Regions from separate parts of the Mus musculus genome. Here region 2 is linked to region 1. Evidence: chromatin loops called from intact Hi-C (ENCODE). Cell type or tissue: heart. All regions are shown on one strand.

What was found. A loop is a pair of places that touch in the nucleus more often than their neighbours do. Peaks named below come from ENCODE experiments on the same cell type or tissue, not always from the same donor. Only the 100,000 strongest peaks of a DNase experiment are listed, where the experiment ranks them.
Region 2: a loop joins it to region 1, with 2.0 times the contacts of the local background. A loop is called at or near these places in 5 of 42 quality-filtered maps.

Annotation. Positions count from the first base shown.
Region 1 is chrX:53,117,364-53,119,863 of GRCm38, reverse strand. The region is part of intron 1 of Gm35988 (a long non-coding RNA gene); the gene reads right to left. It also overlaps a transcript of Plac1 not described here. Among named protein-coding and RNA genes, the nearest start is that of Plac1, 4.2 kb to the right of the region's middle. In heart, no CTCF peak of the experiment used is centred here; a DNase peak (open chromatin) is centred at 1,033.
Region 2 is chrX:53,226,135-53,228,634 of GRCm38, reverse strand. It overlaps a transcript of Plac1 not described here. Among named protein-coding and RNA genes, the nearest start is that of Fam122b, 42 kb to the left of the region's middle. In heart, no CTCF peak of the experiment used is centred here; no DNase peak of the experiment used is centred here.

The DNA of each region.
Region 1 (2,500 bases):
TGATTACATGTTGAAATCTCTTGTATAAAATGTTATAGTTATTGTATATAACCTTCACATCATCTGGGTACTTTACATAATCTCCAGATTATTTATGATGCCTAATTCACTGTAAATTGCATATGAATAGTTGTTGTATTATATTATTTAGGCAGTGAGGAGCAGGGGTGGGGTGGCTGGACATGTTCAGCACAGATGCAACTTTTTAGAAAACACTTGCAATCTTCAGTTGTCTGAAGCCATAGATGCAGAACCCATGGATGTGGACAGCTGGCTTTAATTACTAAAGGCAGAGAGGCCTATGAGTTAAACAAAAAGGAGGAGGAGGAGGAGAAAGAAGAAGAAGAAGAAGAGGAAGAGGAAGAGGAAGAGGAAGAGGAAGAGGAGGAGGAGGAGGAGGAGGAGGAGGAGGAGGAAGAAGGAAGGACAAGGAGGAGAAAGAGAAAGAAAGAATGAATGAAAGGAAGGAGGGAAGAAAGGAAAGATAGATGGAAGGAAGGAAGGATAGGTCTTGCAGAAAGAACATTAATAGGTAGGGCCTGAGCTGGAGGCTCAGGATAGATGAATTTTGGATGACAAGAAGGGGATTGTTCATTCCAGCATCTAAGACTAAGGAGAATATGGATGTGAACTGTCTGGGAGCATGGCTGTTGAAGCTACAGGTCAAGCAGGAAGGAGGTTCTACCTTTTTACTGGCAAACCAAAGTGTTCTGGGCTTTGTGGTTCCTCAGAGGCCACGGTCCCAAGTCGGTTCCAGAAGTCAACTTGGCTGTTTCCCAGAGAGGATTCATGGTGAACGCCTGCTTGTAGCTTCAGCCAGTTGGCTAAGATTAGCTTCCAACAAACTCAGAAAGCCTACAGCCTCAGAGACTCTTGTTCCTCTGTGATTCCTACTCCCACTCATAGCATTGTATTTGCGAGGGATGCTTGCCTGCTGAGAGCCGGCCCTGCATTGCTTAAGTTATCAGTTGAGGCAGCACCCAACTTCGGGAAAAATACAGGCAACAGTGGAGACCAAGAGCAAGAACAGGAGCCAAGGAAGCAGCCGCTGCCAACAACTTCCGTTTTTGTTTTTGTTTTTTCCTTTCTTTCCCACGTAGCTGCCCATGGAGCCCCTGTGACTGTTCATGGCAATCTGTTTGTTAACAATTAACAAAGGAGGGAGCCCTCTTGGCAATTTTTTTTCACCCAGAGGCCCCAGATTTCTCCCTGTGAAACTGCCAAATATGCAACCTTGGGTGGATATTTGGCTGAATCGCTTTGAAGGGTTTGTCAGTGCCTAAAATGGAAATTGTTAGAAAGCAGAGGAGGGTGGTTGCCAGCAACCATGAAATGGTAATGAGCAAATCATTTATTTTTGCAGTGAAATGTCATCCCCTAACACTACAAAAGCAGATTTTTTTTTTTTTTGAGCTTAGAAGTACTGACTACCTAGAAAATTCTTCCAAGGCAATCCAGTGTATCATACCCCCACCCACAAATACCTCTATCTTTCTCTCACCTTGGTCTTGTCTCCTAAACTAGACTGCTCCCATGGTTTGGGAACTTAGCTGCAACCCCAGATGAATTAAAAGGCTGGCTGGTTATGAAAGGTAGTCAGACTTCAACCATCCTATAAAGCAAAGAGGAAGTTCATTTCCTTCTAAGAGGATATGTGGTTGACTTTCTTTCAACATGGGAAAGTTGGTAGGCAGTGATAGACTCAGCCCCAAAATACAGCATGGCTGTTTAAATGATACATTCAAGTCCTCCTATCATTTTGGCTGAGTGCTATGGCACTTAATAAGGTTTTCTGCATGTATCAGCTCACTGAGCAGGCATATCAGGCAGGCTCTTCAATTGGGTACCTTTTAGTTTTGTACTCTGGCACTTTTGTTTGGCACTTAGAAGGAAGAGACTGGAAAATACATTCGGGTTGACACTAGAGAGTGAATGATCTGCTAGTTTTCTTTGAAAACAGCCATTAAGCTACTGTGCCTTCAGGCCAGTTCTTGGAAGGCTTTAACTTAAACAAAGCCCCGGATCTGTCTTTTAGCTTTTCCATATTGCCTTCTATATTGGGATTAGTGAAAAATTATACTGCTATCAATTTTATTTTAAAGTAATATTTTATGAGCCTTTGGCTTGAAAGTATTTCAATGACATCTGCATGCTCAAAATTAAAAAGGAAGACGGCTCTCCTCAGCTTTCATCAAGTAAGCTTTCGATCACAGTCATCAGGCCAATTTTTTCTGTCCTGCCTTTAAATGGAGGTGGCTTTCCCCAATCATTTGTGTGGTTGGGTGTGATCCATTAGGTAAGCTGTCCTGCTGTGAAAACCAAACCAAACCAAACCCAAGCCTAAGAGGCCTGGAGAGATGACTCAGAGAGTAAGAGCACTGACTGTTCTTCCAGAGGACCTGAGTTCAATTCCCAGTACCCATATGGTGCCTAACTCCAGTTCCAGAGGATCCAATATGCTCCTCTGGCTTTTGAGGGCACAGCATACATATGGTACACA
Region 2 (2,500 bases), 110 kb before region 1:
ATATATTTGAATGTTTGATCCCTAGTACGTGGAACTGTTTAGGAAGGATTAGGGGATGTGTCCTTGTTGTGTCACTAGGGGGTGGACTTAAAGATTTCAAAAACCTAGGCCATTCTCAGCTAGCACTCTCTATGCCTAATGTTTATGAATCAGAGTGTAGCTCTCAGTACCGCTCCAGCACCATGCCTGCCTATCCTCTGTCACACTCCCCACTATGATGGTCATAGATTTAACCCTCTGAAGTTGGAAGCCTGATAAATTCTTTCTTCTGTATGTCGTATTGATCACACTAATAGAAAAATCACTAACACACACATAAGCATGTGTACACACACAAAATAACAAGACAATAATTTGAAAGGAGAAAAAAATGCAATCTGCTATAAAATATCAAGGTTTCTCCATTTAAGCCCTGATAACACACACAACAAAAAAAAAAAGAAGAAGAAGAAGAAAAAAAAAAGTCAAGCTGCCTTAGTAGCTACAGGGGCCACAAGTAAATGAAGTTTTCAAATATGAAGTTAAAATTGCTAAGAGTAAAACCCAGCATGTTCCTAATGTATAAAGAATAAAGCTCTTTCATCTAAAAAACAAAACTGTTTAGGTTGTTCAGAGGCCACTTCCCATCTGTCCATATCTCATTGGAGTATTCTTCCTATAAAAAAACTGGACAGGGTAGACCAGCAAGTTCGCACACAAAAAAGAACTTTTTGAATATGAAATCTCTGAAGTCAATTTGCTCCTTAGGGAATAGATTTAAAGAGCATGAGATTCCATATTGCATTTTAACAACTGTTTAGTTTTAACATATCTGTGGACTTTTAATATTTTCATTTAATTTGAGCCTCACTTAGTGTGTGCAAGAGTTCATTCTAAAGTGTAGCTTTGGGAATCATTATGGCTTGACATATGTTTTGTTTGATTTATATTTTTCTTTCCATCAGAAATTCCCTTAGTCGGGTGTTCATAACCAACTTCCTGGAACTTTAGCTCCAGAGATCTGATGCCCTCTTCAGGACTCCACAGACACTACACTCATGTGCACATTACACACAGAGACACATATACAGACAAATAAAAATAAATCTTTAAAAAGAGAAAGGGGCTGGAGAGATGGCTCAGTGACTAAGAACACTGCCTGCTCTTTCAAAGTATCCAGGTTCAATTTTCAACACCAACCTAGTAGCTCACAACCATCTGCAAGTTCAATTCTGGGAATCCAATGAGCTTTTTTGGCCTCAGCAGGTGCTGTGTGCAAATGGTATGCAGACATAAATGCAGACAACACACCCATACACAAAATAAAAATAAATACATCTTTTTAAAAATCCTTATTTTTAAATTTTATTTTATTTCTTCCCTTTCCTCCTTCTAAACCTTCCTCTATACCCCTCCTTGCTCTCTTTTTTCCTAGGAGTACATACATACAACCTTCTCAGTATGTATCTTTAGGATTAATTTTGTATGTGTCTTGAGTGCCCCCACTTCCACACATGTTTGTTTGTGCACTACATGCATATAGTGGCCAATGAGGCCAGAAGAGGACACTGGATCTCTGGAACTGGAATTACAGGTGGTTATGAGCCACTTCAAAGGTTCTAGAATTTAACTTGGGTCCTCTGGAAGAGCAGCACTGACTAGATATTACATTGACTAGTTTCTTCTCTAGCTCTCTTCTTTCTCTCCTTTCTTCTTTCCCTCCATCTCAGTCTTCCTTTGTGAGACACTGTCTCTCCAAAGGCTGGCCTGGCTGGCCTCTGATTCATGAGTGCTAGGAGGGATCACAATTCTATGGTACGTTTCTACCCTGTGCTTAGGGTGCTATGGTTTTATGGTAGAAAATGTGGAAGTGATTTGAAGAAGAGTTAAGTTGCATCACACAAAACACCCATGCCACTGTTGTTATTATAAATGCCACTGGTAGGTTTCTAGAAGCCAGTGCTCTCCCTACATCTATGGTTCTCTTTAGACCCCATAATGTCTCTTTAAAATGTAATAAGCTGAATGACCAGCAGAGACTTTCTTTTTTAAAAAGGGTTATTTATTTTACGTATGTGAGTACACTGTACAGATGGTTGTGAGCCTTCGTGTAGTTGTTGGGAACTGACATTTTAGGACCTTTGCTCACTCTGGTCGGATACTCCAGAAGACGGAGTCAGATCTCATTACGGGCAGTTTCGAGCCACCATGTGGTTGCTGGGATTTGAACTCAGGACCTCTAGGAAGAGCAGTCGGTGCTCTTACCTGCTGAGCCATCTCTCCAGCCTCAACAGAGACTTTCTTAAGGAGAGTCCTACTATCCTCCCCCAGACATTTATTTTTCTCTTCTTTGCCAGAGTGCAAGCTTCACTATAGGTCACCAAACAAAATAATGTCTTTTTTAAACTTACTAAGTTCAGTGACCAGGCAACTTGGAATATAGCAGTGTGTTTCCCAGGGAGGTCTGATCAACATTCTCCCCAGCCCTGTTCACATTCATCTTCCCTTCCCAGCAATAGCT